Regions from separate parts of the Mus musculus genome. Here regions 1, 3, 4, 5, 6 and 7 are each linked to region 2. The links are chromatin loops, found by intact Hi-C in ENCODE. Cell type or tissue: left cerebral cortex. All regions are shown on one strand. Links, peaks and the distances in the headings refer to the core of each region. The heading gives the core; the rest is flanking DNA. Region 1 holds the start of Mir181a-1 (microRNA 181a-1). Region 2 has its middle 23 kb from the start of Gm34244. Region 3 has its middle 100 kb from the start of Gm34306. Region 4 has its middle 180 kb from the start of Gm34306. Region 5 has its middle 29 kb from the start of Gm34306. Region 6 has its middle 120 kb from the start of Gm34306. Region 7 has its middle 6.5 kb from the start of Mir181b-1.

The links. A loop is a pair of places that touch in the nucleus more often than their neighbours do. Peaks named below come from ENCODE experiments on the same cell type or tissue, not always from the same donor. Only the 100,000 strongest peaks of a DNase experiment are listed, where the experiment ranks them.
Region 1: a loop joins it to region 2, with 2.8 times the contacts of the local background. A loop is called at or near these places in 3 of 42 quality-filtered maps.
Region 3: it touches region 2 in a loop (3-fold over the local background); 7 of 42 quality-filtered maps call a loop at or near these places.
Region 4: it touches region 2 in a loop (2.1-fold over the local background); 4 of 42 quality-filtered maps call a loop at or near these places.
Region 5: it touches region 2 in a loop (2.5-fold over the local background); 3 of 42 quality-filtered maps call a loop at or near these places.
Region 6: it touches region 2 in a loop (3-fold over the local background); 7 of 42 quality-filtered maps call a loop at or near these places.
Region 7: a loop joins it to region 2, with 2.8 times the contacts of the local background. A loop is called at or near these places in 3 of 42 quality-filtered maps.

The regions. Positions count from the first base shown.
Region 1 is chr1:137,963,848-137,968,432 of GRCm38, forward strand. Mir181a-1 (microRNA 181a-1) reads left to right here and starts at 2,608; the gene lies at 2,608-2,694. Mir181b-1 (microRNA 181b-1) reads left to right here and starts at 2,792; the gene lies at 2,792-2,871. In left cerebral cortex, for the core only: no CTCF peak of the experiment used is centred there; a DNase peak (open chromatin) is centred at 2,500; H3K27ac peaks cover 652 bases.
Region 2 is chr1:137,328,178-137,332,762 of GRCm38, forward strand. No RefSeq gene overlaps it. Among named protein-coding and RNA genes, the nearest start is that of Gm34244, 23 kb to the right of the region's middle. In left cerebral cortex, for the core only: CTCF peaks have their summits at 2,625 (motif pointing right), 2,831 and 3,970 (motif pointing right); DNase peaks (open chromatin) are centred at 2,626, 4,014 and 4,253; H3K27ac peaks cover 582 bases.
Region 3 is chr1:137,662,856-137,667,440 of GRCm38, forward strand. No RefSeq gene overlaps it. Among named protein-coding and RNA genes, the nearest start is that of Gm34306, 100 kb to the right of the region's middle. In left cerebral cortex, for the core only: no CTCF peak of the experiment used is centred there; DNase peaks (open chromatin) are centred at 1,705 and 2,285; H3K27ac peaks cover 1,773 bases.
Region 4 is chr1:137,581,674-137,586,258 of GRCm38, forward strand. No RefSeq gene overlaps it. Among named protein-coding and RNA genes, the nearest start is that of Gm34306, 180 kb to the right of the region's middle. In left cerebral cortex, for the core only: no CTCF peak of the experiment used is centred there; DNase peaks (open chromatin) are centred at 2,284, 2,651 and 3,073.
Region 5 is chr1:137,794,730-137,799,314 of GRCm38, forward strand. No RefSeq gene overlaps it. Among named protein-coding and RNA genes, the nearest start is that of Gm34306, 29 kb to the left of the region's middle. In left cerebral cortex, for the core only: no CTCF peak of the experiment used is centred there; a DNase peak (open chromatin) is centred at 2,267.
Region 6 is chr1:137,647,073-137,651,657 of GRCm38, forward strand. No RefSeq gene overlaps it. Among named protein-coding and RNA genes, the nearest start is that of Gm34306, 120 kb to the right of the region's middle. In left cerebral cortex, for the core only: no CTCF peak of the experiment used is centred there; DNase peaks (open chromatin) are centred at 2,527, 2,961 and 3,775.
Region 7 is chr1:137,970,834-137,975,418 of GRCm38, forward strand. No RefSeq gene overlaps it. Among named protein-coding and RNA genes, the nearest start is that of Mir181b-1, 6.5 kb to the left of the region's middle. In left cerebral cortex, for the core only: a CTCF peak has its summit at 2,154; DNase peaks (open chromatin) are centred at 859 and 2,260; H3K27ac peaks cover 1,147 bases.

The sequences.
Region 1 (4,585 bases), core at 430-4,429, 640 kb after region 2:
TGCTCTATTTCACACACTTGCCCTCTGGAAAGGACTGGCAGAGGCAGTCACTTAAATTAAATACAGGTCATCAAACAAGATATACAGTCTATTTCTAAAACAGACAAGCCCAGCATCCCGAATCCCTGTGGCCTTTTACTGAGGCGCACTGTGCTTCTTTTTCATGCTCCTCTGTCAATTCATGTTAAAGTTTGCTTTGCTTAAAAGTGATATTTCATGTATTCTCTGACCCTCTTGCTCAAAGCAAAGAAATTGCTTTGGTTTATTTATGACCCGCTAACCTTAAGCAAAGCTGAACTTCTTAATGCTTCCAAAGCCCCGGGAGGAGAAATAAAAGCTAAAGTAAATTTGGCAATGGTGCAAGTCAGTTTTAACCTGTCCAGAAGACCTTCCAAAAATTATGAAGGGAGAATGGTTGCCTACGTGCACACAAATGACATATTTCTGGTGGCTCTTGATTCAGGAAAAACTGCAAGGAAGCAGATGGTTAACACCAATTTAGAATCCTGGAATCTTAACATTTTCTAAAAATAGTCAAATAAGACTCGACACCTGACAGAAAATGTAAAATTTCAATACTGTCCAACATTAATATTCCAGCCAATTATCAAATTTGGAAAATAACAGTGCAGACAAGGTTAGCTAGTAAAATAGTGATTGGAACCAGCATTGTAGAAAGCCGAGGAAAGGTAAGCTAAATCAGCAAGTAGACATCTTTCCCCTGTAGAATACCGTCCTGAAGTTATTCTCTTACTGTGAGGCAGGTGCAGCAAGAGCAGAGGTGCTTTTCCTCATGGAGAGTGAGTTTAAGTTATTGAGAGGTTTTTCTCATCAAAAACTATAGCCATGAGAAAAGTACATGTTTCATTGGATAAATAGGAGTTAAAATATGTCAGTGATGTGATGTTTAATCTAATTTCTTACTAAACACCAATCACTTTCAATCTCCTAAGAACTTCATGATAGTATTCTCCGTAATTTTATTCTAAGAATTTGAGAAATTTGGACTTATATTTTCTACAGAGAATTTTAGAAGGTTCTGGAAACCCCTCACATTGCGGTGCTTTGCTATTAATTGTGATTCGGATGGAAATTGCTTGATCGTAGTTCCAATTTTGTATATTGAGATAAGGCAATGATCATGGCTTAGAGTCTCAGCTCAGCAGCCTTGAAAAAATGATATCAAAAGCAATGACAGGTATGTATAGAAGCAATGGGATGCTGGCCTGAATATGATAGTGCAGTGGTCAAGCAAGGGAACATGAGCAACATGCATTCTGGTGAAACTGATAACACAGATGGTCCCAGGAAGACTTGCTTTCCTTCCACAAGAGACAGCCCTCTGCAGGAAAGCTATCTCAAAGGAAGCCACACAGGACTATTCAGATTCATCAGTTTTATGTCTTGTAACTATCTGAAGTCTGAATGCATGCCATCAGCAGATCGTTACCTTATCTACCTCAAAATACCAGCCAGAGACACTTGTCCTGTAATCTCTTCGTGTACAAGATAATAAATGATTACAGGTTTAGCATACAATATTCTAAGTAAATAAAATGAATATGTATAAAAATTTGGACTGAATGGTTCACCAATATTTTATTAATAGTTACACACACACACACACACACACACACACACACACACACACACACACACATATATATATATATATATATATATATATATATATATATATATATATACTTATTAAAGCCACTTAAGAGTCTACATAAGTATAATGTAGTAACTTTCTACCCTAGTTTTGAGGAGTACAAAGGGATTTTTGTTTAAGTTGATATTTGAAATCAGTTTTGAAGACATGCTCAATAGAGTTCATACTAACTTGTAAATGCACTTCATTTCAAGAACACCTAGGAAATGGATAGAAGTTACTGCCAGATCCACTCAATCAAAACAAATAACAATATTAGGATATAATAACCAAAGTGAGAGGAGTTGAATTTCAGGCAGTAGGCATAGGTTGTATTAATTTTCATTGTAGTTTAAAGTCTTGTGTCATAAGCAAAGAAAGATGTGCTAAATTGGTTTGATTCCTTGATTGTTTTAAAAATAAGTATGTTTAAAAGAAATTATACTAATTAAAATGCCTATTGTAAAATAAATGCTTATTCCATGCACATTGTAAACATAGAAGTTCAAAATTGTTAGCAATGTAACTTGAGAAAACCTAAGTGGTTTCTGCTTGATTCTGCATGACCTACATGCGTCCTTGCAGTTCTTATTATATACATACCAATATTTAAATTATGAGATACTTAGATACTATTTGTTTTGCTTTTTGATAGTTCCAATTTTGTTGAATGATAAATTCTCCCTGTCTTTAACAGCCTGTAACTAAGCTCCCCCCAAAAGGACTTTTCTTCCCTTTTGAAAAAAAAAAATCCGATTCTTTTCTTTGACACAGCACAAAGTGGAGGTTTGCCAAGCTCTGGGCTGGAGGAATCCTGCTTCTTTTCTTCTGTACTCTTTTGAAATGGTTTAAAATGTGTGACAGGTTTGGTTAAAGGATTGGGCTTTCCTCTGCCTCCCTCCTGCTCCAGACTCCCACAGATACTGTTTAAATCAGCACATCTCTGCCTCACAGGTTGCTTCAGTGAACATTCAACGCTGTCGGTGAGTTTGGAATTCAAATAAAAACCATCGACCGTTGATTGTACCCTATAGCTAACCATCATCTACTCCATGGCCCTCTGCGTTTGCTGAAGACAGAACCGCAAAGCAGGACCCGACAGGATTCTCCCCGCCTCTTCAGAGACTATGTTTACAAAGGTCACAATCAACATTCATTGCTGTCGGTGGGTTGAACTGTGTAGAAAAGCTCACTGAACAATGAATGCAACTGTGGCCCCGCTTTTTGCTGTCGCAATCAACAGACGTTCCCTCCCTAATAGAGGTCCTGGGGGTATTAACGCCGTTTCTCGGTTTAACTTCTGCTGTCTGAACTTTCAGGTTTGTTTATTCAATTCATATCAAGTCCTATTTCTGTGAGGAAGTCACTAATTTATATAAGAATACTGCTTTTCTATACTCCTGGGGGTTACAAATGGGGCATTTCTTAAAAATGCTAAAGTGTTGGATGCCCAGAATCAACTGTGTAGCCCTGGGTTGGCACGGCTTCCTGCTCTGCTGTGCTGGTGGGAGGAAGAACCAAAGAAATATCTTACTTCCTGCCCCGTTATCCGTCACATTGTTACACAGAAAATAACCATCCCCTCATCTTTCATTAGATTTCTTGGTCAAAATGGGCTTGAAGCAAGAGGGAATTCTTTTGCTCTGCATAAAGAATCGCTGAAATGGCTCTACTCTCTATGGAATTGGTAGGCAGAGGGATAGTACCTCAATAGCCAAGTACTTTGTTATCCAGGGGCTCATTATAATCATGCAATAGATTTGTTTCCCCAGAGAGACCTCAGATTTAAGATTATAGTTCATCATCTTTATTTACCCTCTACTTTCTTCTGAAATGGTAGACTTGATTCCAGGGACTGTCTTCAAGCAAGTGTGTGTGTGTGTGTGTGTGTGTGTGTGTGTGTGTGTGTGTGTGTGTGTTTCCTAACTAGTTTGGCTCTATAATTTCAAAAAGAACATCTGTCATTAAGGTTCATCACCTCCAATAGTAAGTACAGTGGTTGGAGTTAATATTTATAACAGGATGTTCAGCATACAGTGTGTACATGGTACCTAGTACATGGTACCTAATAGATTTTAATTCGTTGGGAAAAAATCTATCAAACATATTGTCCTTTCTCTCTCTTGATCAGTTTATTATGATATACATTCAACTCCCACTACAGAAATCCATTCCTGGGACCTTGCTCTAGTGTTCAGAATATTCATTCCCACAGTATTTTACGTAGTTAGTTCACAAGTGCCTGCCTTGCTTGGGGCATCTCTATCTATCATAACTCCTTTCTCCCACCGTCTGTTTCGTTCCATTTAACGTATGACAAGGCTCTAATCTCAACAAAAAACAAGAAGTTCAAAAAAAAGTTTCTATTCCTGCTTCATTCACTGAACAGCCCCCTTCTTTTTTCTATCTTAAAAAGCTATGAGTTTGGAAACGTCACTTAATTAGTAACCTGCAGAAGAGTCTCTATTTGTGTGTTCTCTCATTACTTCTCTTCAGCCCACAATTTGACATCTTGAAACATTGCTCTCTCCCAATTGTGCAGATTTTTTTTTAATGGAAGCTGGTCTTGGTGAAACCAAATCACCAGTATTATTCCACCCCTGGTAGCAAACTTCCTACTCTTCTTCCATAAAATCATTCCCTTTAAGTTCCATATTTAAGTGGATCCTGCGGCACTGGCCTCTATTTCATTGATTATAAATTCATCCAGGTATATATTTGTTGATAAACTTTTCTAAGCCTGGATAGTATTTCATTTCATATGTGTATTTGTGTGTGTATGTGTGTGTGTGTGTATTCGTATATATGCTAAGGTAATGGAGATATGTAGATATATAGGTATATGTGTGTGTATACATATATGTGTATATATATATGTGTGTGTGTGTGTGTGTATACCTATGAAAACATCCATAATGTCAGAATATTTTC
Region 2 (4,585 bases), core at 352-4,351:
TTATACCTACACACACATGTTCTTTAATAAAGACAGGGAAATAATGTGACTTTAAAGTTCTAAATTTGTTTTAAAATTGTGAGCCAGCAGTTCTGTGGGGGAAAGGAAACCCACTCGTCTGCTTTCTACTTTAGACCTAGTTGTGTTGACTGCCATTGATAAACCTTCTCACACCAGGAAATAATGCTAAGGAGTGGTATTAGGAAGTAATTCTGTCAGGTGATTGTACCCAAAGAAAACACCTTGGAGTAAGTTTAGAAGCGAGTGTGAACGAGATGCAGGCTCTGGAGCGAGGGATGGGTTGTGCTAATGGGGCATGTCTACCCTTAGATAGATATTCTATTCCTCAGAGCTGATCTTATGGTATGGAAGATAACAAGGGGGCTCAGACACTTTCCGTGGCTGATAGTCATCCTGTCATCCTTTACAATTCGTCTTCGTTTTCTGAGCCTATATTATATTTAAATCATTTACCTAGTGTAGATTTTTAGGAAAATCGATCTTTGTTTTTTCTTTGCTCCAAGAAGAATAATAAATTGGAATCTAAAACCAAAAGGTAAAGTGCCTTACCTCTCTGTTCTCTGCGTGGCTAGTGTTTCACAGCGACCACTGGAGTGCTGGGTGGCTTTTCTCTCTGAACACGTCTGTGTTTCTTGTCATTGATGTCGTCATTAGTTCAGCAGCCAAGTCGTGTTTTACCTCAGGTGAGACAACCTTTCAACCCCCTCCCTCTCAGCAATTGATATTTCCGCTGCTAATTTTCTGTTTTGTAAGATGCACTTTTGTTTGTACAAACACAATCTCCTTCCTTTGCTTTCTTTCTACCAGACACTAAAGGCCTGGCAGAAGGCTGGGGCTGGGGCAGGTCACTTATTACTGTCTCCTTTGTGACTAAGGGACAATTTTTTCATCCCTAGTTTAGGGTAGAAACTAGTTAGGTAAAGCCAGGGAACACCTGGTATTCGTGAGGACTCTACAGGGTAGTTCTGGGTGATGAAATCAGATGGTAGATGTGTGAATCACAATGTGTCACTTACTGGCTAGGTGGCTTTGTTTTCTTCCTCTCATCTTCAAATTAAGTAAGGTTGTATGGAGTGTTAGTTGCTGGTCATACATTCAATTCTCAAAACGTGTCAATGCTTAGCACAGTACTGTTACATATCAAAAGCTCCATGTCAGTATTACTTAGCAATCTTGCTTGACTTGTGCAGTTTCACTAGAAAATAACTTAGGATAAGATAGACACATATCTGAGGAGTGTGTGTGCGTGCGCACACACTTGCATGCACACACATTGGTGTGCGTGTGTGTGTGTGTGTGTGTGTGTGTGTGTGTGTGTGTGTATGTGTGTTTAGGTGGTAGACCTCGAGGCCTCAAATCACTAACCATTAAAGCCCACAGCCATTATTCAGTCTATGTGACAAATGAGATCCAGAAAGCTAGCCTAGACTTATTGGCCAGCAACCAGTGATAATCACTACTTCAAGTTCAGTATCTGCTTTATTTTTTATTTTTAGATTGCGTGATAATATCTTAGTATAGTCTTATATGACTTTCATCTGTTCATTCTTTATTAAAATAAATTACCAGATACCTAGTTTGTACTGGTCACTAATGTTGGTTCTGAGGAATTTCGGAGCAAATCAGACTGGGTTGTATTCTAAACATGTTGGGAGACTACTCGGCTTGGGGTGAGGTTTAATCTGAATGCAACTCGAGAAGAAATCACCTGGTGCTGGAGAGATGACTTTGTGGTTAAGAGCATTTAACTGACTGCCCCTCCAGAGGAACCAGGTTCAATTCTCAGCACCCACATGGTAGTTTACAACTGTCTACAACTCTAGGTCCAGGGGATCCAATACCCCCACATAGACATACATGCAGGTAAAATACCAGCGTACATAAAATAAAAGTAAATCCATTATGAAAAAGAAGAATCACCCTGACTGCTCTTTGGAGAGTTTCTTCAAAGGAGACAAACGAGAGTCAGGGCAAGTGGACAGGAGCCCAGTGAAAAGTGACACTGACAGCAGGAAAAGAGCTAAGTGACAGGATTTGCAACACACCTGTGTGCTAAACTTCCAAACAATGCCCACAGTGAGCAAGGACTGCCAGTCTCCATCGCAGCCTCTCACCCTTGCACTTACTGCCGCTCTTCCTTGCCGAACCCATTAACAGGTTAGGGTGGATGGAGAACCGACTTCTGCCTGGGCCTCTTGTAAGTGGTTTATGCATCTGTAAAATGAGTGACTATGTCCCCAAATCTGCATTCATTTGCCCCTTCATCCCAGCCTAATATTCTTTTCCTGATGCTGAATTAGCAGTGAGTGAGAACCCCTTGGAACAAACGGTTCCACAATGGATCTCTGGCAGAAGTTTAAGATGACAACGAAACAAGAAAATAAGATTAGTGAAGGTAAGTCTTCCATTCTTGTTTAGTTCTTTAGTGCCAGTTTCCAGGACCAGAAGGGCCTCCTGTCTGTTTGTTTTGTCTCTGACTCTGTCTGTTTCTGTCTCTCTGTCTGTCTCTCTGTCCATCTTTTTCTGTCTCTCTCATCTGTCTGCCTGTCTGTCTGTCTATCTCTGTCTTTCCCTCCATTCTCTCATTTCAAGCAGAAAGCCAGCAGAGGGCACTGGTAACCCTGAACATGCAAGATATCTGGTGGAAAGTTCCCTGCAGAAGGGCAGCCCAGTGTTAAGACAGAGGGGGGCGGGGGTAGGGGAGGCTAGAGAAGTATAGGCTTCGTACTTTCATGTCCGTATTTTGTAAGTCTATTAAAAATTGGGAGAACCTTCTCTATCTCTCCTTTAAAATGCTTGAGAGTGGCTTCCCCAAAATATGATAGAATAGCATTGAAATACTTCAAGCAGAGTGAAGATGATTAACACTATATTATTCTGCAATTTTTAAATCATTTTATTTGACTCAAAATGTTTGCACTCATGTGGGTAGGATTCAGTTAGAAAATTGAAGTATGCTTTGCCCATTGAGAAATGGTGTATGCGTGTGTTTCCAAGTTTTAAAACCTATTCCAAAGCAGTTATATCCATCAGGAGTGTATAAAATACCTGCAAGTGGCAAGTATAATTACTTGTGCCTGTTGTTAAAAATTGAAGTTGATGTAGTTTTTAAGTTGGAATTTCTACCAATGTGTAACCACCACTTATGTGTGTATGTATATGTGACTACTATATTTATATGTGAGTCATGTAAAATATATCACACACATATTTATATTTTTCCAGAATCTGTCTTTGTGATGCTGCAGAAACTTTCCTAGTGGTTAGTGCTGCTGTGCAGTGGTCTCTTACCTAGATGGACCTATTTTTCCACGGCACCCAAACCTGCATGGCGCTGAGCTAGTTCCTTTAGAATGACTGCCCAATGCTCAGGTATGCCAAAGCTTTCAGGACTTCGCTTGTTAATGCCACAAAAAAGAAAAAAAAATTCATGCACACATGCTTGGAAGCTCTTGTCTGAAAGACCATGGATGTCTTTACTTCCAATTAGACAGTCACTAGGCAGCAAATACAGCATATGACTTATATTGAAGGGCTATGGGCTGCCTGTATCAACTGCTAGAACAGCTAACCTCAGCAACAGTCATCAAAGCTTTAATATAAGAAAACTATATGTGCAAAGACACGTGCGAAGCTCACTTTGAATGTGTTACAGACTCCAGTACTCAGGACAGTTGGCACAGATGGCCAGCCTGACATCAGACTGCTCCTTTTTTTTTTTTTTTTTTTTAAACCGTGACCAGTTCTGGAGAGTGCTGGACTAGAGACTCTGTCATTTCTGACAACAGGAGAACCAGAGACCCAGTGACATTCAAGTTTTGGCATTTTCCAATTTCTTTTTGGATGATTTAACGACCAAAACTGCTGCAACCTACACATTTTGCTTGTCTTCCTTCCTCCACGATGGAGCTAGGATAGGATATGGCTGTTCGTGGCTTTCTGCCTCTGGATGGCAGTAACTCCTGCTTGAATGTTCATGACCCTTAACTGTAATGTCTTAAAGTAAGGACTTCCCATCCTTTGTTAGTTTTCTGTCCAAAGAAAACACGAAATTTGCTTGGTCTGAAACACACACACACACACACACACTCCAAACAAGGAGTCTGTTTAATGTTAAAAAACCGATACCACCAATCCCAGGCTAGAAAGAAAATGAGGACTCAGGGAGCTAACCTAAAAAAACAAAAAAACTGAAAACCTGGCATTTGGATATTTCCATATGTTTATATGTGATTCATTTTCCTTCTTACATAAATTAACAAATGCTGCCGAGCCAAGCGTATTTTTTTTCCCTCAAGACAACGAGGCTCTGCAAAGCTCTAGGAATATATCCAGGCTTTGGGAATAAGCATGTCTACCACTAAAATTATGTGCTCTGATTAATATAGTCCATCTGGATTTTCTGACTGAGGCTTTTCATAGACACAAAGAATTAAAGAGCTTAAACATTAAATACAGAGCAGTGCACACATGGTAAATGTGGTTCTCTAACCTCCCCATGCTGTGGCTACTGCAGTACCGTGAACCGACATCTGGATAGGGCTGTGGGCTGTAATTTATTGTC
Region 3 (4,585 bases), core at 160-4,159, 330 kb after region 2:
AATAATATTTATCCAAGAGTAGTAGGATGTAGTCAATGTACGTTAGAGGAGACAAGAGATGCTTTTCAAAGGCAGGTAGCATTTCTGTTGGAAATTATGGAAGACTGTACTAATAGGCGCTGTACTCTAGTTACTAATGAGATTTCTGTTGTTTTCAATGCAATGCAATGTCAAGTGTTTATGAACTCAACCTTCTGACCAAGAGGCAAATTCTCACAGACCTTGATCCTCCTATCTTTCCCTTCAAAGCCTTTCTAGACACCATTTTCTTAACTATCTTCCCATATTCATTCTAATCCCACAGATACAATAAACATCTATTTATGTATTCATAGCTACTTCTTATTCATCAAGAAGAATAGAAGTTTTTCTTGTCTTAATTATCAGTTATGATACTCCCAGGGATGATAATATTCCTGTTTGTTGAGGCCAGCCATGGTTATTTCTTTTTCCTTAGGCGGAGTATGTGATGCAGTCAGTCAGGGAGTAATCCAGAAATGCTGGAGAAATGTGACATTTTCTGCCTAAATAATGGTCATGCTATGCCATAATGATGAGAGCTACAGTCATTTTACCACTTCGAAGGAAAACCTGTTAGGATTCAGAGAAGTTAATTTAACATATTACCATCCACCCAGAATCCACCAAGTCTACACTTATACTTTTATTCTAGTTCCTTGGCATTGGTGATGATAGTTGTGCACAGTGTAAAAGCTACAGTTGGTGAGTATTTTCTTACTTGAACTTTAAAAATTTCACCATACATCTCTTTTAAAGCATAGCATTTTTCTGAGAGACAAACAGACTCAGAGATGAACATGGCCAAACATACATACACAGAAATAAAAGAATGGTTCTAAGAGGGTCAAATGTTGTGGTATGAACATGACAAAGGAATGACAATGAATGCTGGCCATATCTAGATGATGAAAAGCATTGAGTTTTAAATGAAACAATGTGTTCAAACGTTATGATCTTGTTATGTTCTTTAATGAGATAGTCTTATTCTGCAGCCAGAATGGCCTTGACCATACTGTATTATAGCCCAGGCTTCCTACAATCCCATTGCACTTCTCCTGTCTCAGCCTCTCAAGGACTGAGATTTCAAGAGTGAGTTGCTATCTGGCTTCCCTTATCTTTTTCTTTTTAAAGCAAGAACCTGGTGATGTGTATTTGGAAGGAAAAACACATATCAAAAATGAACTAACTGCAGAAAGTTTGGATATTCTGAGACATATGTAATTCTGGCAATGAAATACAGCTGGATTTGCATGGGAAACAGTCACAGAAATCAAACCTGTTAAATCTGACCAGCAGGAAAGTAGTGTGTGAGAGAGGACGCATGAACACAAGTTTCCACACTTGCTAATTTGAGGGACATTATAGCATATATAGGGGAAAAGACTAGAGAGGAAAGATTAGGGAGTAAGATAAGAAGTTAAATAGAATACAGTATTTTTGGTATAGTTTGAATTTCAGATGTCCATAAGATGAATAAATGAAAACACTCAGCAAGCCTCAGAGCCTATAAACCATACACTTTTTTCTCAGTCTTCTGAAGTTTTCACTCAATTATCTCCAATTTGTAAGGGGAACAACCAGATGGGTCTACCCCAAGTCATTAATAGATTTAGTAGGAAAAAGTAAGAATGTGATTTTTATAAATGCTTTTATGAAAGCAGATCTTACAGGCCCTCCACATTCTTGGGAACATCTTTCCCACCCACTCAGCCACCAGTCACACATACCATTCTACCCTATTCAGGCTCCAACTAATTTTAATGGGTATTAATTTTCTATGCTATTTTAATTTTCTAGAGTACCTGGGGGAATTGTGCATATAATAATGTGTAAAATCAAATCTGGAATCTATAGAAGTGGATAAAAATTTAAACACTTCCAGAAATTCAGTCTTCAGAGTGTAAGGTTATTTTAAGTAACGGAGAGCATAGATCTGAAAATGCTTATGTCTAAACTGGAGCAAATGGAATCACTAATTTGGTTTTTGTTAAGAGGAAAAGTATCTCAGATTTTCTAAGTCCTCTTCCCTCCCCCAAATCAAAACAAAACAACAGACACCAGCAACATTTGCCATACTGGGATCCCAGTGTCTCTCCAGCCATTCTTTTAGAAAAGGGTTTTCTACACTTTAAGAGGTTTTTTTTCCCATGGTTTTGGTTGTTCCCCATATGTTTTGACACTTCTCAGAGCATGACTTCAAAGGGATCTTCCTGCTGGAAAATTTGGGTCTTTAAGCTTCAAAAGGAAAATTCCATAACAGTGCTTCAGAGACCTGGGCAGGAAGTGCTTCCCATACTCGTTGGAAAGGAAAATAGAGTGTGTCTATGTTTTTGTGAAACTTAGGAGGTCATTTTACTTATAAACGCAGCCTCATTCTTCATCTCCATGAGATCATGCTTGTACTCCCACCCCCATATTTTCTTTCTTTCTTTTCTTTCATGGGAATGTCTCCAGGCTCCCTTTGCCAAGAGGCCGTGTCTAGCATGTGGAATCTATAGTATTCAATCAGGAGGATGAGATTGCTATTGCTCCCTGTGACTATCATAAATTGTACCCATTGAAATTCACACAAGGCAATGGGCTGTTCTATTGATTCATATTTACTCCTGTGTATGAATTTTACATTCTACTGACTGAAAGAGCTCTTCAAACTGTAGGAACCTAGTTCTAAATTTAAGAATGTAGAAATGCTTTAGTTTGGGTAAGCCAAACCAACTGATGTACAAAGATAAAGTTATGTTCTATCACAATCCCTTTATTAAAAAATCTGGAAATAGAGAACACTCTAGTTTTCAGATTCCTGTTTCCAGCGTGAAACCCCAGAAGTCTCTGCAAAGTATGGCATTACTCTGCAGGAGGCATTCCTAACTCCAGATCAATCATTGCTCACAAGCACTAGCAAACAGTCTTGTCTATGTTTCCCATTCATTGTCTCAAGTTGAAGGTGATCTAGGAAGGGCAAGAAATGGAAACCTAGGCGGGCATGAGCTGTTACACATAGATCCAAAACCTTCTATGTAGACATCGGCGACTTAGAAATTGGTGACTAGGCCGTAACCAAGAGGTAGGTTCCAAGAAAAGTTTGATTCTGGACTTTAAACTAAAGGAAAGTAATTTTTATAAAATTTTTCACTTGAAAAATGCTTGCCATATTGGTTGCTCACTCAGATACATAATTTTCATCTACCAACTCTAGGAGTCTTCTTCATTTAGATTCTCTAGACAATTTACTTTTAGATAAATGTTTAAAATATAGTAAGCATAAAAAAAAATGATCTTGAATCACTCTCTGTGATCGTTAATATTGTTGACTTGACAGACTCTAGAATATTCTAGGAAACAAAGCCCATGTGGGTCTGTGAGGGAGTTTCTAGCTTAGGTTGACTGTCCTGAGAAAAATCTTCCCTAAATGTAGGCAGCATATTTCCCTGGGCCGTGGTCTTGAGTGGAATGAAAAGCAGAGAATGAGCTTCAATGTTCAGTGTTCTCTTTTCTGACTTGATGTTCCATATGTTTTAACTTTATGGATAAACATATTCACTGTATATAAAATTTTCAGTTGCTAAGCATCTAGGTAGCTACATTGGTTGTTCTCTGCCAACTATGACATAGATATTTATGTATATATTTAGTGTAGATATATTTTCTATGTCTCTTATTTATGTGACTCTGGAGAAGTCAAATGTGACAATGTCATGCATAACACTTTACCAAATGGTTTTCCCAAATGGCCACACTATTTTGAAGTCCTATTAATTCTGCAAAACGTTCTGATTCATTGTCTGTATTTTTTTTTTACTGTAGCCTTCCCAATGGATATTAAGTAGTATCTTGGATTTTGATATATAGTTCATCCACATTCTATCAAATTTTTCTGAGCTTATTAGTAACTTTGAGGAAAATCTGTACACAAATGAATTACTCTATTTTAAAAATTTTTTTTATTAGGTATTTTCCTCATTTACATTTCCAATGCTATCCCAAAAGTCCCCCATACCCTCCCCCCCACTCCCCTACCCACCCACTTCCACTTCTTGGCTCTGGCGTTCCCATGTACTGAAGCATCTTAAGTTTGCAAGACCAATGGGCCTCTCTTTCCAATGATGGCCGACTAGGCCATCTTCTGATACATAAGCAGCTAGAGACACAAGCTCTAGGGGGTACTGGTTAGTTCATATTGTTGTTCCACCTATAGAGTTGCAGAACTCTTTAGCTCCTTGGTTACTTTCTCTAGCTCCTCCATTGGGGGCCCTGTGATCCATCCAATAGCTGACTGTGAGCATCCACTTCTGTGTTTGCTAGGCCCCAGCATAGTCTCACAAGAGACAGCTATATCTGGGTCCTTTCAGCAAAATCTTGCTAGTGTATGCAATGGTGTCAGCGTTTGGAGGCTGATTATAGGATGGATCCCCGGATATGGCAGTCTCTAGATGGTCCATCCTTTCATCTCAGCTCCAAACTTTGTCTCTGTAACTCCTTCCATGGGTGTTTTGTTCCCAATTCTAAGAAGGGGCAAAGTGTCCACAGTTTGGTCTTCGTTCTTCTTGAGTTTCATATGTTTTGC
Region 4 (4,585 bases), core at 307-4,306, 250 kb after region 2:
CCTAAAGATCCCTGAGACTCCTAGTTCCATGTGCAATGGTCCGAATGAGTGTGTTGGGAAGTGTGCTGGTTTGAATAGGTCTGGTCCCCGTAGACTCATGTGTTTGAATGCTTGGCCCATAGGGAGTGGCACTATTAGGAGGTGTGGCCTTATTGAAGTAGGGGTTGGAGGAAGTGTGCCACTGTGGGAGTGGGCTTTGAAGTCTTCTATGCTCAACTTATACCTGGTGTGATACACATCATGATATAGAACTCTTGGCTTCTTCAGCACCGTGTCTGCCTGCAGACTGTCATCTCTCCTGTCATGATGATAATGGACTAAACCTCTGAAACTGTAAGCCAGCCCCAATTAAATGTTTTCTTCATAAGAGTTGACATGGTCATAGCATCTCTTTACAACAATAAAACACTAAGACAAGAATAGTACACTTTTTGACACAAACTCTATCAGTAACTGCTGTTTTCTTCCAAAAAAAAAAATTGAGTCATGTTGAGATTGTCTCTACATGTTTGTATATGTTCTCTAGCAGTTTGAAAGATTGGGAAAATTTTCAAAGTAAATATTTGTATGTGTTAATTAATAAAAACATCTCTTGAATGACTACTAGAAATGTCTGCCTGGATCTTGGCAGTTCTTAATGTCTGGAGTCAAATTACATCTTTAAATTACTCCGAATCACCTTTCTTTTGGGGGAATGTATTTTAAGGAAGATTTTTCAGGGTAATTTTGTTTATTGAATTTCCTCTTGAATCTAGGTATTCATTGTTCTAGATCAAGTTTAGTATATTGTCATAGGCAGTGGTTTATACTGGTTTTCGACTTGATTTGGTCTAGAAGAAAAGCTTCCAATGATGCCCGTGAGTGATCATCCCGATCAGGAGGAGCCTTCATAAAAGGGACCAGCACCAATTCCTTTCTTCTTTAAGTTTCTTTCCTCAGAGCATTTTATCATGATAGCAGGGATCACAACTAAGGACTGAAAACTGCCACCACGAGTGGGAATAGTGCTATGGTCAGCCTGACCTAACCATGTTGGCTTAGACCTTTGTATCTAGTTTACAGAAGCAATGTGAAAATTTGGCACTCTGAGCTTGAAAAGCTCTTGAATGCCGAAAGCAGATCTTGATGGGCCATTCTGCTAAAGCCTAGCAGACAAGAATACCAAAAGAAATGGGGCCAGTAGAGGCTCAGCTCACGAGGATTCACAGGGGAAGAAGGACTCTGTCAGCAACTGGATTAGGCACCACTCATCGAACGTCTTGGCAAAAATCTCTAAGTACTCTTCCTTTGTCCCTATACCTTGAGTGACAGGACAATTTCTTTGGCAGTAAAAAATTTGAGACAGAAGAGGATGCATGCAGTGGCCTGGTTTCCATTTGTTCTCATCCAGGATGGAGACTTCCAATGTGCAGGAGAACAGTATTGAAATGAGAGCTTCTCCAAGGAGAAGAGCACAGGCAAGGTCCAATATGCAACCAAGGTGTAACGACAATGGCGCTATAAAGGTGAAAGAGAAAAGTCCTGATCTGCACCTGGACTCAGCAAATGTGCCCTGGGAGTGAGACTCTATCCACCACAGCCTTCACCTTGTGAAAATCAAAAGTATTCAAGGAGGATGGTTAAAGGTTTCGTGCTTCTGGAAGACAAATGCTATGACTCATGTACAAAGGTCAGAAGACAACTTGCAGGAGCCAGCTCCCTTCTTTCACCCTGTGGGTCTCGGATAGAAATGAGGCTTTGTGGAAAGTGTCATTGCTGGCTGAGCCATTTCTTTGACCTAATGTATGTATTCTCTCTCTCTCTCTCTCTCCTCTCTCTCTCTCTCTCTCTCTCTCTCTCTCTCTCTCTCTCATAAGTAGTTCAAACAGTTCTGGAGTCAAATGTCAAAACACCATTTGCGGCTGGAGAGATGGCTCAGCAGTTTAGAGCACTGGCTGCTCTTCCAGAGGTCCTGAGTTCAATTCCCAGCAACCACATGGTGGCTCACTGCCATCTGTAATGGGATCCAGTGCCCTCTTCTCTTCTGACAACTACAGTGTACTCATACACACAAAACAAATAAATCTTAAACAAAAAAATAAAAAAAGACTCCTTAGCTCAGATTTGGGAATAAAAAATAATACCAGTTGCCCAAAAGTCCTGTCATCCTCGCCGCCCCGCAGTTGCACAATCTCCTTACCTCACTGCTCCCAATTCCCAGGATAAGGTACTTCCCTGTTTATGTATCCATCCTGTCTGCTGGGCGCATCTATACCCATCTCCTCTCCGTCTTTGTACACAGTGGCTACTCAGAGCTGATCCCACGCCTATTTCATGAGACCCACTTGGCAAATGCATTTAAAAACAGTTCATTAAGAAAACAAAAAAACCAAAACGCTTCTTTGCCACATGGAAACTTACCGAGATTCAAAAGTGTACTAATATTTATTTGATTTTTTTTCACAGCCTGAGACTTCAGAGAGATTACAGAGGGTGGGGTTGACTGTGAATTTTCTTTTTATGTCAGTAAATCTAAAACCTAAACACATATTCACAAGTGTACAGCCGCCTGTACAGCTTGCCTTACCCATTTCGTTTTTTGAGTATAAAAAGCATGTAAAAGAGAGCTGCCTACAGATTTGTCTTGAATTAGTCATGAGGATAGGAAGGACTTCTGCAGAGTCAAACCTCCATTCATTTACCCATACAAAATACCTCTTAGCAGACTCCAAATTAAGTGATACGTGGTTGTAAGACCCAAGTAGCTAAGGTAGCTGTCGAGTGCCCCACACACACTCCGTCTGTGTTGCCCGCTTCACAGCCGATGGTGGACCATTATCACGTGACAGTGAAGGCAGAGCAGATGGCCGGCGAGTGGATAGGTACAATTTGGCTATGTTTTCAAAGGATTCTTAGTTCAATGGCTTTAAAAAAATCATCTTCAGCAACCGAAGTTACCATTTTCGAGTGGAGTCTTATATAAGAATGACACGTGGAATATTAACAAAAATGAAGTTGTTTTGGCTTAAGCAGCACAAAGATCAAACGTAGTCAAATTCTACACAAGACATAATTTAGACCAAGAGGAAAAGTTATTTAACTAAATCATTAAGGCAAGCGAGTCAAAGCAGACAAAGGGCTCATTTGCCACTTGGATCTGATAATGGCTGTGTTCGTTTTGAGGGCAGCTGTGACTAGGTTTCCCGGTCAGGGGGCACAGTAGGTATTTATTTTCTCACAGATCTGATTGGGATCAAGCTGTTGGCTATGCTGGTTTCTGGACTTGAACTTGGACTTCTCTCTGCATGTCCATGTGTTCTTTCCTTGGCGTGTTTCTATGTCTAAATCTCCTCTTCTCACAAGGATTCCCATCGTAGTGGATGCCCATGACCTCAGATCACCTTTGCTATTGCTTTACAGTCCTTGTTTCCAAGCACAGTTATGTTTCGACGATAAGATTACAATAAGAGTTTTACATATTCTTAGAGGAAGGAGCCTATATCAAATAATTTATTTTCCATGTAAAGGTTGTGTGTGTGTGTGTGTGTGTGTGTGTGTGTGTGTGTGTGTGTGTGTATGTGTCTGTCTGTGTATCTGACTCTGCTTCTCTCTCTCTCTGTAGGTCTCCATGTGTGTCTATATCTGACACACTCTCTCTCTCTCTCTCTCTCTCTCTCTCTCTCTGTGCTCCCTTTCTCTGTCTTTCTTTTCCTTTAAAAAAGCTTTCTTAAGATATATAAAATGACAATGTTTTGATACACTTATACATCGTGAAATAATTGCTAACTAATTCTTGATTAGTTTGCATTTTGTTTTTGTAATAGATAAATGATCCACGTCAGATGTGATGACAATTTTTCCAGGGGAGAGTGTAACGATCATTAGAATAGAATCTGAAATGACCAAGGGTGCAACAAAACAGAAAGTTCCAGTGGGGCTTGAAATTCATTCATAACTTATTCAGGTACAATGAATTTTTTTTCTCTAAAGAAAAATTTTACAATCGGGTCCTCAAGGAGCTTCCGATAGCCAGAGCTATTCTAGTCAGCCAGAGCAGAGCCTATTGTTAACATTCAAACACTGATGTCAGCAACGTGTTTGCTTTGTTTCTCTTTTTGTTTTTGCATTTTAACAAGTTAAACATATTATTTTAGTGTGTGTGTGTGTGTGTGTGTGTGTGTGTGTGTGTGTGTGAAATTATGTATGTGTACAACATGCATGCAGGAGCCCACAGAGAAGGATGTTGGTTTTCTAAAATTTAAGTTACTGATAGCTGTGAGCTACCACGTGCATGTTAGGAACCAAGCTTGAGTCCTCTGCAAGAGCCGCAAGCTCTCTTAACTCCCAGGCTTATTTATTTGGTCTTTGAGACAATGTCTCACTATATAGCTTTGGCTTTTGCTATGTAGACCAGGCTGCCCTTGAATTCCCAGAGACCTCCCTGCTTGCGCCTCCTGCTACTGGTATTAAGGGATTGTGCCACCAGATAGAGTTGGTTGGTTTATTTTTACAATCAGGTTTCTTGCAATATTGTTTACATATGAAATTGAAATCAATGTCTGTTCATGTATACATTATGAAATAATTGCTAAATTCGAGCTAATTA
Region 5 (4,585 bases), core at 189-4,188, 470 kb after region 2:
ACCTCAGTATTTTTTAAAGACATAAAAATACAAAGGGTACTTGTTAGAAAGGGAAAAAGATCCAAAGTGGTAAGACGGTTAAGAGAGGTGGTGTGTGTGTGTGTGTGTGTGTGTGTGTGTGTGTGTGTGTGATGTATGTGTAATGATAAACATGCATTACATAGGTGTACACATTTGTCAAAGAATAAACTAAAATAATAGAAATGAAACTCAAGCAAACTAAAATGAACCATGCTACTTTATAATTACTAGCATGTCACTATTACAAGGATAACATTTGTAACAACCTATCAATATTTAGTTACTAAATGTGATATATTTCTAATAGCTTCTAATAGTTAAGTTTAATGGTATAGAAATAGAATAGTCATCCAGTCTACAAAAAAATAAAATGTGACAAGTAGGTTTAAATGGTGAATTTGATAGCTAACTTACAATTATCTTAAAATAAATGAACTGTAAAATTATTTTCACTAGATTGTGGAATATATAGGCCAGATATTGTTTTCTGTGTTACTATTTACAATAGGCTAGTGTTATATATGGCATTAAGTTTATAGTCATATCAGCAGGGTAACAATGCAATAGTAGTGATCTAAGAGAGATATTTGTATTTACTGTCCTGTCTGCCATTGATAACTTCTCTTGACATCATCTCTATGACAATACTTGCACAAATGAATGATTATTAGTAGAGTTCTTTTCCCTTGCCTTGAATTATGCTTCAGTTACATCCTTACATTTGCTATTTCAAGGGAGAAAAATAGAATAAATCCATTTTATGTCCCTTGAAGGGTTTATTTAAGCCATATCAAATGTTCAAATACCTTATTGTTTTTACAGGCCAACTTATGATACATGTAAGTTTGAGCAATCTGCCAGGAAAGTTATAGGTACCAAAGAGTAAGTAGATGGCACTTTGTGAAAGCAAATTGTCTCACTTTAGCATTAGCTATTCCATTCATTAGGCAATGGGATTGTGTACAGTAGATGACTGTTGAGTTAATCTACTTGATAACATTCTCTCTAACTGTTTCTAGCTGTCCAGATGTCTGGGAAATTTTCTGAATCCCCTATGGTCACCATGGCCTGGGGGAAGCAAAGATGAGACATGAAACCTAAACCACAAGACATCTTTATTGCCTCTACCTGCCTTTAAGATTCCAACTGCCCACGAGTCCTTTTAAGAACCTCTGGCTGTTGTTTGAATCCTGGGAGGATGTCTTCAGAGGACACAGTTTTTCTTTCACAGACAAAAAGGAAGAAAGAAGTCAAGGAGAAGTATTAGACTTGGGGGTGCCAGGATGGAAGGGAATAAAGAGCCTCTTTTGAGTGGGAGTTGAAACTCATTCCACTGCTGCTTTCTCATCTGGAGAACACCACCATGCTTTTCTGAGGATAAGATGGGATACAACCCCTGGGAAGATATGTAGACTTACACACTGTTACTCATGTACATGAATAGTTAAGAGCATATTTATAAAATGCGTTACAATTCTCCATAGCCATCAACCTTTAGGAATCTCCCCTACAGTATCCTTACTATTCCTTTTCCCTAATGACTTACCACCATAGTTTATTTTGTTATAGAGAGAACAACAGCAATTGTCTGCCTCTAAGCAGTTTTTACATGTCCTCTTTACTCTTCTGTTGTCTTTTCTAGGCTTGAAAGTGACACACAAATATTAACAGAACTCCTGCAGTGTGAAGTTTGGGTAGTTTTACTGAAAACACAGTTCTATTTGGAAATATTTGCAGTTGTGAATGAGAATTATGGTTCTCGGTACCAGGAAGCTTTTTCCTTTCTCAGGCCCACCCACAGACTCATCTCAGTCTTTATCCTCCGCACACAGGATCTGTGGACCTGTGGAGTGGGAAAGGATCCGTGTACCTCTTTCCAGATCTAAACTCTCAACACCTGCATGCTCTGCCAAGTGTTTTCCTTGTGCATTCCTCAGGAGCTGTGGAGGATTCCATTAATATTTTCAAAGAAAGAGAATTGAAAATCTGGGTCCTTGAAGACATAGCAGCATAATGGCCGGTGATGAACTCTCAAAAGAGCAAGAAATGAATGAGTTCTGTTAGGCCAATGTCCCTAACTAGTCCATTACATCAGCAAGTACCAATGCAGCAATGGTTCCTGAAGTTTGAGCCTCTGATGTAGTCCAGGGAAAGGAAATTCAGATAAAGAAGCCAAGACATCCATGCATGGTACAGCCTTCTCCACATGCCATTCAGAAATGGACTGTGGGAGACTTGCAGAGCTCTGCTTGGGATCTCCTTCATCCTACTCATGCATGGTACGTAGGAAAATGGCTTTCCAAATTTAGCAACTGGGACATTCATTGAAAGGCCACACCAGTTTCTGCTTATTTTCTTTGTCTTTCTGTACTCATTTATAATATTTTAAATGTTTTCAATATTTTAGATGTATCTGCCATGACATCCTACAGACAATTTTATTATAATATATGTTTTGCTATGTTTCAGTGTTTTTATGTTTGATGAAAAAAATATATATAAACAAAATTGATTACATTTAAATCACAAAGAAGAGACACATAGAAAGCTGATGACATGAATAGACACTATTTTTTCCAATCAAAATACTCATGAAACAAGGTACTTTTTTCAAACAGGAATTTAAATTCCTAATTTTAATTCCTCAAGAAAGGAATCATTTTTGTGTAAATGTTTTGCAGTATGTAACATCAGCATTCTTATAAAAGCTGGAAGAATCTCTAGCTAAGAGATATAGGAATTTGGCAAAATGTCCATTTGGTTCATAAATATTTACTAAAGTAGATTTCATAAAAGAGGCACCATATGAATTTGGGGTGAGAAGTAATACAAAGTCTGGTTCATAATTTTATTTCCTTTCTACTAGCAAATTAATTAGGTATATTTCACATATTATACTTATCATACATAGCACTTCATGAATTTTTATCTGTGGTTCAGAATAATCATGACAAATAATGATATAAGTCAAAGTCTATAGAAGCCAATTTCCCAAGTCATCTCATCACGCCACGGAAACACAGATGCTCTGGTCTGTGTCTCAGTGACTGCCACAGAAGATTGTGTGTGCTTAAGGTTGTATCTTTAGGTTCTATCTTCAGGAAGACTTTTTCAACAGTAATGCCCTTTTAATGAGAAATCAAAAGCAGTCTTCAAGAAGCGTTTATAGGTACCTGTGGGCTTTCTGGAGAAACTCTGGACAGTTCACCAGACACAGAAATGAATAATTTAAGTGTTCTGAGCTCAATCTTGCTTTATACTGAGGTCCTCACTGCACAATGATTATAATGTCATTAAAAATAATGAGTGTCTACAGATGAGTGTTGCTCTGCTTACTTCAATGGCTATTTTTCTTAAAAGAACTAATAGTATTCATGCAATTGACATCATAAGACTCGGTGACTCTTGCTTACTATCATGTCTGTGCCTGTTGTGCTCAGTCAAGATACCCTCACCAGAATACAGGGGCATCTGGAGCCATGGTTCATGAGTCAGCACCAAGGCCTATGAGAAACCAGGGCAGACCCCTTGTTCATACACTTCTCTGGTTAGTCTCAATCTTATCCCCAGTATGATATAAACTATTTCATTATTGTCACATTGATATGGGTGTTCAGGAAATATTTTGGTATTCTGAATATCAAGTTCCAATCTTTGTGTGATTTATCATTAAATACTTTGACAAGATAAACTTTAATTCTTCTGTTTAATCCATTTTTAAAGCATTCCAAATGAAAAATGTATGATTTGATCTGATATAGGAATTATATGCTTTTCTCTACTCACAGGACCTTGGCAGCACGTACCTCAGTCACATAGATGGTTCAGAATTACTATTTTATAGAGATGCATAGTCAATGGGAACCCTTATTATATGCCTCTGAAGTTAGAATTCCTCCCATAGTCACACTCACCTTGCATTATTAAAGGCTAGTATTCAAAGTTCTTGACTAATCTATTAAAATTCAGTTCATTATGGACCTATCTTTAAAGAGTATTTCATCAAGTACTTCTTCCTGGAGATGTAGTTTAACCAGTTGGAGTCTTGGATTTACCATCATAATCATCACTGCCGCGATTAAAAGCAACAATGACATCACAACCACATGCTACACACAAAAAAAAATGTGTAGGTTACATGTGTTTTCTAATGAACAGTGTCTGCTAGTAATGTGATAGACATCTCTTCACAAGTATTCCATTGCATAATATGATATAGAACACATTACACATCAGTTACCATGATCTTAAGGCCTATGGCTCACTTCCTCCACAAAGCACCTTTACACTTCCTTCCTCATCTAGTATAGATGAAAGAGCCATTTACACCTCAGGGGAAACTAAGAAAAACGTTTTATAGTAAGTGGAAACATTATGAACAAATGCAGTCAAACTTTTAAAATAGAATCTCTCTCTTATTTAAATTAAATTATTATTATTTTACTTACTTCCCACTTACTTCCCCCTCCAGGTCACCCCCTCCCACAATCCTTCTTCCATCCACATTCTCTTCTCCTCTGAGCGGGTGGGGCCCCGTGGATATCCCCTCCCCCTGGTGCTTCCA
Region 6 (4,585 bases), core at 345-4,344, 320 kb after region 2:
GCGTTCCCCTGTACTGGGGCATATAAAGTTTGTGTGTCCGATGGGCCTCTCTTTCCAGTGATGGCCGACTAGGCCATCTTTTGATACATATGTAGCTAGAGTCAAGAGCTCCAGGGTACTGGTTAGTTCATAATGTTGTTGCACCTACAGGGTTGCAGATCTCTTTGGCTCCTTGGATACTTTCTCTAGCTCCTCCATTGGGGGCCCTGTAATCCATCCAATAGCTGACTGTGAGCATCCACTTATGTGTTTGCTAGGCCCCTGCCTAGTCTCACAAGAGACAGCTATATCTGGGTCCTTTCAGCAAAATCTTGCTAGTGTATGCAGTGATGTAAGCGTTTGGAAGCTGATTATGGGGTGGATCCCTAGATAAGGCAGTCTCTAGATGGTCCATCCGTTTGTCTCAGCTCCAAACTTTGTCTCTGTAACTCCTTCCATGGGTGTTTTGTTCTCAATTCTAAGAAAGGGGCACAGTGTCCACACTTTGGTCTTCATTCTTCTAGAGTTTCATGCATTTGGCAAATTGTATCTTATATCTTGGGTATACTAAGTTTTGGGCTAGTATCCACTTATCAGTGAATACGAATTGTGTGAATTCCTTTGTGATTGGGTTACCTCGCTCAGGATGATGCCCTCCAGGTCCATTCATTTGCCTAGGAATTTCATAAATTCATTCTTTTTAATAGCTTATTTAAGAGAAAATTGTACACTATGGCCTCTTAAACTCCTGCATATATTTATACATCACAAATCAACTAAACAAGAATCAGATATTTTTGCCCGTGGCTACTTGTCACCAAGGTCATCTTCTGCTGAAGAAATATTTGGGTACCTGGTGGAACAGTATAAGTTACGTTTACCTCAGTGAGTGTAATTGGGTATATGATATATAGCCAATTAGTATTATTAGTAATGATAGAAAATCATTCAGATATTGTCATTACTAATTTCTATCATTACTAATTTTCTATCATTACTAATAAGGTAAAGCCACCCAATTTCCTTCTTAGGTCATCCCTCTGTTCTTATGGAAGAACAGAGCCAGCATATCTTGCTGATCTCCAGGAACAGGATGTGAGCTTCATCACATGAGCAGTGCCAAGCACAGAGTCGGTGATTATAGAATGGATCAATTCGCCATTGGTTGATACAGAAAGTGCTGCTTTCCAGCCTTTTCCTTAACACACCCCGGTCCAATGGAACTGCGGTACCATGCTATAATGATGATTCTCCATGGATACCAAATTGCCAGGAAGTAGAAAGAACAAAGACCATGATAGCAGACAATTCAGAAACTCAGCTTCCAAGTCGGGTGCTGAAACAGCTCGTCATCTGAAACAGTCCATGGGTGTGAAGGAGCCCATGGTCAGCCATTTTCACCGACAAGCTCTGCTTATGTGTAGTCCTCACATTTGGACCAAGTCTTTCTAGTTACGTGTGCTTAGTTTGTCAGTACAATGAGCCACATTTGATTAATCATTTGTTTTCCACCTACTGAGAGGCATTTTAGTTGAGCAGTTAATAGCTATGTTACAGTGTGAGGAAGAGTCCCAGTAAACCAGGAGCCCTTGCAGCTGGAACTGGAGCAACGCTGAGCATGGCATGTGCTCGAGTGGTGATAAAATGAGGACACAGACTAGTTTTCCAGGGACAGACGTCCTGTTTGCAGGAAGGTAATGACTCCTACAAGTAACCCCGATTACAGGGCTCCAGAAATCGGTTTCATGAGATTTTTGTATGAAGGTTTTAATTAAATATATTCAGGGAACTCAGTATAATGTTAAGCCAAAAACCAAAGTCAGAATGTATGTCAATTTTTTTCTTTTTCCTCTTTTCTTTTTTCTTTTTTTCTTTTTCTTTTTTTTTTTAACCAATGACTTTGAAGGAATTAGTTATGGTAGACAGTTTAGGGTAAGGGAGACTCCCCAACCCCCTTCAACGATGTGGTTTGGTCTATATAAGAACTACCATGAAACCAAAATGAAAGGTTTATTCTTCATGGCTGAAAATACTGATTATATCTCAGACAAAAATGACACAGACCTTGTCTTTTTCTCCATGCCAAAGCATGCTGTGATTTTTTTTTATAAAGGCTTCAGCCAGTAATCATATATCTTTGCTTCAAGTTGTACTTCACTCAAATAGAGTACTTTAAAATATACCGTAGCACCATTAAAGTGATTGCTACCTGCAGCTCACCAGCACAAGCAGAGAGCCAGGCTCTTTGTGTGATTTGTCATAGGGCCTACAGCCTAGGACAGGCAGACACAGTAAGCTTGCAAGTTAACCACTGAGCAGTGTTGCAGAAATCCAAATTCTGTGATAATATAAGTAGAAAAAAATATAATTATTTATTTATGATACATTTTCTTTGTTATCTTTTATGTGCTACAAAGTACCAAATTGTGGTTAAACAGAGGAATTCTTCCTAAGTCGATGTCTACAGCTTAACAACTATGAGATTCTACATCCTGGGCCACCCACCGCAGTGTATGTAACCAAACCTTCTAGCTGGCAGATCCGAAAAAGCATAGATTCTCAGATTCTAAGGAAGCATGTGGTATAGATGCTCATGTAACTCTGTTTAGCACACTGATTTCATTATGTTTTGAATGTTTTCCACCTGTAAACAATGGGATTTTTAAGTGTTGATAAACAACTGCTAAACATAGAGGGTTAGAGAATGCAAAATATACTACCCTTCCCTTCTCGATGTCTGTCCAGGTCAGACAGATCTATTTGTAGTAAAATACTGCTAATGTTATGATAAACAATACACCAAGAACTAAGCAGTTAATTTGACCTAAGTGTCAGAGACAGTCTTGTATAGATTCTAAGACTGGATTTGGATTTGGGGAGGATGTCAGATACAGAGCAAAAATGTAGGAAGCATGTGACAAGCCTAAAAACAGAGTCTATACTCAGAAAGAACTGAGTAGTGAATGTGTCTAGAGAGTGGGATGTTAAGCAACAGGAGCCTAGTAAAGCCCTGAGGAGTCATTCCATTCTGAGTTTCTAAGATGGGACAGTAGGTATTTGGACTTTTGCAGAAGCCTGGGCTAAATGAAGAGTCTGTTTTCAGGGAGCTGATAAGACCCAGAGAGTTAACATACTGGTTTTGTGTATTTCCTCATGTCCAGCTTCCTTTTGCTGTGCCAAAGAACTTTTTTTCTCCACCAATATCCTGGTTCCTCTGGTCGGGGTGGGGGGTGGGGGTCCTGAAAGGAAGCACCTGGAGTCTGCACAGCAGCTGGTAGGAGGTGGTGCCGGCTCCCACACAGCTTCAGCAAGATCAAATGCATTCTCTGAGATGCCACATTGTTTTACATGCAGTCATAGGCTCTTGGTCAAAATTCTTTTTTTTAAAAAACATTTTTCCTTAAAGAGTTTTAAAACTTGCATGAGATAATATTAGCAGAGTATCCAAATGCGTTCTAGAAATATGTAGTCTGTAGATTATCCTAAAAGGTTAAATGTCTCTTACTAACCTGTTCACAAAGAGGTCAGGAAAAGCAGTAAGGGCACATTAGTATTTTAAGGAAGCTCAGATGTCTCAACCTTTCAATTTTTCTTATCATTAATTAAAGAAGCTATGAAGTGGAGACAGGTCATTTGCTAAGTCTGTACGTGTCCAATTTGTCTTACTTCAACTCTAATTTTATTTTACTTAAATGTCTCTCATTTTCTCTGAATACAAAATAGATGCTTTTGCTGCCTGGACCTTGGCATTTCGGTATCCACATGTAAATGTGCTCCAGAAATGTGCCCACATTTGCCTGTTTCCTAGCTACTGTGGCTTCTTGAGCCTTCTGTTCAGGCTTCTCCTCCACGTTGGATGGATCCCTGTCTGAGGGAAGGTGAGAAAGGTCATGTGGGAGATACTAGTGTTTGCACTGATCCTTAAAGTAGTAGGTATGTGTTAATATTTCACATTGGTCTAAATCATACCAGTATGTGAAATAAGTTAGTCTCAAATTTAGTTTGAGACTAGATCAGAAGGTTTTCTTTCATTGTTTCATTAAAATAGTTATTCCATACATATTTCCTCTGGATGTCCAACCTTCTCCTCAACCAGCTTATTTTAATTACCAATGGAAGTGAACCCCCCCTCAGTCCATTAAATCCCCAGCAAAGTACTTCTTGTGTAGATAATTTCATGAGATCAAAAAGAAATCTAACCATGCTGAAATTTAAAAAACATGGGACATCCTTACTGTGTCCCATGCACTTGAGAGAGGGTTAGCTCCTATGGTGATGTAAATAAAATCTAAATCATTCTTTATCTCTTATTCTAATTTATGTATTCAAACTAAAATGAGATGTATGTTAACAATTATAAATTTGTCTCTTAAACAGCAGCACATTGTACCTACATTGCTTCTGTTGTTATATTTTAAAATATATAGCTCTTGGCCTATCATTCTTTATTTTGTAGTAACTTTTATGTCCCTTTTCTTTTCTTTTCTTTTCTTTTCTTTTCTTTTCTTTTCTTTTCTTTTCTTTTCCTCTCCTCTCCTCTCCTCTCCTCTCCTCTCCTCTCCTCTCCTCTCCTCTCCTCTCCTCTCCTCTCCTCTCCTCTCCTCTC
Region 7 (4,585 bases), core at 377-4,376, 640 kb after region 2:
AAAGTATATGGATGCTCAAAGTGGAGCCAATGGGTTATTAACTTAAAATAGTTTACCAAAAGAGACCATGAATTTGGAGAAGGTCTTACAGGAGGAATTGGGAGTTAATTTGATCAAAATACATTGTACCGAATTCCAAAACATTTAATAAAATATTAAAAGCAAAAAATATTTGGTCTTGCTTACTCATAAATTAACTTAATCTGCACAAGTTAGAGGGCTTTACTTCCTGGTTTCCTTCCTTCCTTCCTTCCTTCCTTCCTTCCTTCCTTCCTTCCTTCCTTCCTTCCTTTCTTTCTTTCTTTCTTTCTTTCTTTCTTTCTTTCTTTCTTTCTTTCTTTCTTTCTTTCTTCTGCTCTAAACTTGATACAAAAGACATGTCAAGCTTATAGTAGATGTGTAATATATGTAATACATTTTGGATGAATAAGTAAGTCAAAAACATGTCTACTTAGCGAAAGCAGTGGAGGTTAACCTTGTGATGGGAAGAGTAGAATGGAGAGCAAGCTGCCAGAGTCTCCTGGGACTCCTCAGAGTCATGAGCTTCTGTATACTGAATTAGATCTTAGATGGCTCCTTGAACATCAGTGAGACACCAAAAAGGAACTAAGGTGAAGGTGGTGGCTGCTTCCCCTATCTTAGTGGAAAGCATAACAAGTGACAATGCTCCCCTCTACCCTGCTGCTTCTGAGTAACCTCAGCAGGCAGAGTTCTCATTGGAGCAAAATGACAGTGTGACAAGATATGATTGGCCAAGAATTTATGCCTAGGGATCGGCTAAGCACTGTATACAAATGTATGTGCTCTGCAATAAATTCAGATCTGCACCCTGATGTTGGTCTCCCATGTCTGATTCCTGGAATTGGTGATATGTCTCTTTTGCCGCTCTCCCCCCATCCTCCATTCTGTTCCCACAGCAGTGTCTATAAATGAATAACTAACTCATATAACTCAATACTTTCAGCCACAGGCTGTGAGTCAAAACTAAGTTGTGGATGTCTTGGGAAGATCTATATCTGTATCTGTATCTATGTCTATATCATCTATATCTATATCATCTATATCTATATCATTTATATCTACATCATCTATATCTATATCTATATCTATATCTATATCTATATCTATATCTATCTATATCTATGGCACACATAATGTTTCTAAATTATTGGACCCTAGTGTTTATGTTTGTATTTATTATATGTGAATTTAACTACTCTGCTTATTTTTTTTAAAGTTTCTTTGTTGTGAGTGTGTTCATATATGTGTGCATGTGTCTCTGCCTGCCACGGCTCACATATGAAGGTCAGAGGAAGACGCGCTGGAGTCTTTTCCTTCCTTTAACCATATGAGTACCAGGGGATCAAACTCAGATCATCGGGTTTGGTGGCAAATGCCCTCACCTGCTGATCATATTGTTGGATCTAACTGCACTACTTAGTCAAATCTAAGAACCTATTGTTGCCTCCAAAATCCATCATTAGAAGAAGAAAAAAAAAAGAGGAAAAACGGAAGGAATCACGATTTTTAAAAATCACCAGTTATGACACTGTCAGCTGCTGAGATGCTAGCAATGTAGGTAGGATTGTCTCAGGATCAGAAAGCAAATGGTGTACCTACAGAATATCCCTATTTGGTTTTACTGCTTACATTAAAATACAATTAGGTTAGGCCTGGAAAACTTGATGTATGTAAAACAGATGGAAAATCTGGGGCACTTATTGTAATTCTGAGTCGTTTAAAGTTTACAGATGTTTAAAGAATTTTCTAAGATTACTTTGGATTCTCGTGGTTATTTTTATCCAAGGTACTGACTTTAAATGTGAATTCTTACCCCTTATCCTTAAGGTAAGGATAACGTGTAGACATAAGCTGATTTTTTTTTCTTAATCTTGAAGATGTAATGAGAAGAGGCACTGGTGAAGTAGCAGTGAAATCTGCATTTTCACAAATCTGTTTGCTTTCTGCAATGCTGTCAGAACGTGGTACAGTTTTGTTAGATCTTAGTCATATTTTCCAATCACTTCGCCATCAACCTTAGACAAATTTATTCCCTTTTCCAGCTCCTTTAAGAAAGCAGATTGTGAATACCTTCAGACTTCCTTAACTAGACATTTGCTATGCAAAAATATCCTGAAATATCAACACCAAGTAACAGGAATAAAATAGCCCCGTGTGTTCACTGCCTGAATTTCTCTAAGTCCCGGACAGACAGCTTGGAACCATGAACATAAAGTCTTAGCTAGCAGTGCCAGATCACACAAAGCCATTTTTAAGATGCCTGGTCTATGTTATCAATCCTCTTACCTTAGGCAACCCCCTCCAGCTGCTTAAGTGCTAACACATGCTTTATAATTGCAGGGAATGAGATGGTTTGCACATTAAAATTAGATGTAGAATGAAAGTGCTTGAACATGGTAAAACAGAAGGGAGTAGTGGGTGGGTTCAGAAGAGGGTCTGAGCATGCCAATACTCACACAGACTTAATTCCAAGATTTGCTTCTCCATTTGAATTCTTAAGTGCAGCCTCTGATTTCATTGCAGAAGGACAAAAAAAATGCATAGAATCTTTCAAAGAATATGAATCCCTGTGAAAATACATCCCCAATTTATAGCGTTTACAGCCATGAGAGATCACAGAGGCAAACATCAGAGATAGTCTTTGAAAGCCAAGCCAAGTAATTTAATGGCCACTAATGACATTTGTAGCTTTCCAGGCTTCTATAGCAAGAGTAATCAGATCCCAGGCTCTGGGGTGTAACATGATCACCTTTTCAGAGAAGAATTTCTGTGGCAGCTCTGGTGCTGCACAGCTGCTCAGGCATGTTGTTGTAATGTCAGAAGGCAAGGGTGGTGAAATCGCCTTTCTCCGGACTATTAGATGGCTTTCACAACTGGTAAACACAGCCTACTACAGGGGGAAGATGTATCCTCCTTTATTATGTAGAAAAAAAAATCAACCATTGCCTAAAATCAAAGTCTTAAAACACTGAAAATTAAAGAAGTATGTATACATGCACTTTCTTGGTTTTGAATTTGAGGTCATGAAATCAACAGTTATCTACTCGATTGTTTCAAAAGCATGCCCCAGGAAGCCCTGCATTTACTTGTACAGCTAAGTGCTGGGGTACATCAGAGTGAGAGCAGACATACTCATTATCTCTTAGAACCTGAACTCTACTTACAGATGAAGATCTCAACCACACTTCTGTAATTAGAGGACTTCAAAAGAAAGGGCTAGAGAATGAAAAGGAGACCAGTGGAAACTTCGAGAAAGAAGAAAAAGTCAAAGTGTAGCTGAGTTTGATCAATGTGCACAGCAAAGGAACACATACCCCTGCCAAAAACTCATGGGAAAAAATGAAACATGTTTAATATAGACAGGAATATTATTAGTAATGTAAAAAAGACTAAAACCTCCTTTACAGTGACAGAAAGAATAAGTCCAAGATCTTTTCATGCTGAAAAATAAAAATGATACAATTGTTAGTTGGTGAAGAGCATTAATTTAGATGGAGTTAAGGTGTGATATGCCAAAAAGATTCTAGGGCCAAAATCCTTTAACAGCTCCACTGTTTAGAGTTAGTCTTAAGATGGCCCAAGCTGGTCTACTGTAATATTTTCTTTCTGCAGATGAAGAAGAGAAGCTAAAATGTTAACTGTTTGGGGTCAGGAGACTAATACAGAAAGCATCCAAGCTTGAGAAAATAACAGGTACAGGCACCTAGTACTGGGAAAAATAATAATTCAAGAAAATGAAAGAAGTTAGTGTGGTGGCTGGAACAGAGTTCCCTGTGGAGGTGGGCTACCCCATGTCCCATTCAAGAGTAGACAAACCTCTATAGTCTAATCTTTTTGACATAAGAAGGTACTCTGTAGGCTATGAAAAGAAAAATAAAATGGAAACCTACCCAGCCACTAAAACTTTCACCTACAATCTATCTTGCCTGCAAGATGTGCTGGGGCAATTGTGGTGTAGAACTTGTCGGAGTAGCCAGCCCATAAAGGTAGACCATGCTCTATGCTGTCCGGATGGACAGGGATAGGAGACTAGATAGGCCAGAGACCTAGTGTATAGCCAAATATGGCTGCCAAAAAAAAAGAAAGAAAGAAAGAAAGAAAGAAAGAAAGAAAGAAAGAAAGGAAGGAAGGAAGGAAGGAAGGAAGGAAGGAAGGAAGGAAGGAAGGAAGGAAGGAAGGAAGGAAGGAAGGAAGGAAGAATTCAATCAATCAATGAAATGATTCCTAATGATATTCTGCTATACTCATAGATGGGTAGATTGACGTACTGTTTGTTTATTATTCACCAGAGAAGCCTCCTGTGGCAGCTGATGGGAATAGATGCAGAGACCCATGGCCAGATACAAGAGAGAGAGAGAGAGAGAGAGAGAGAGAGAGAGAGAGAGAGAGAGAGAGAGAGAGAGAGAGAGAGAGAGAAAGAGAGAGGGAGAGGGAGAGGGAGAGAGTCTAAATTGGAGTTCTCTATTGTGTCCTTCACCTCAGAGATCAGGGAACCCCCCCCAGGAGAGGGTGATGGAGGAATGTAGAAATCAGAGGGGGTGGAGAACTTAAGAAGAATATGGCC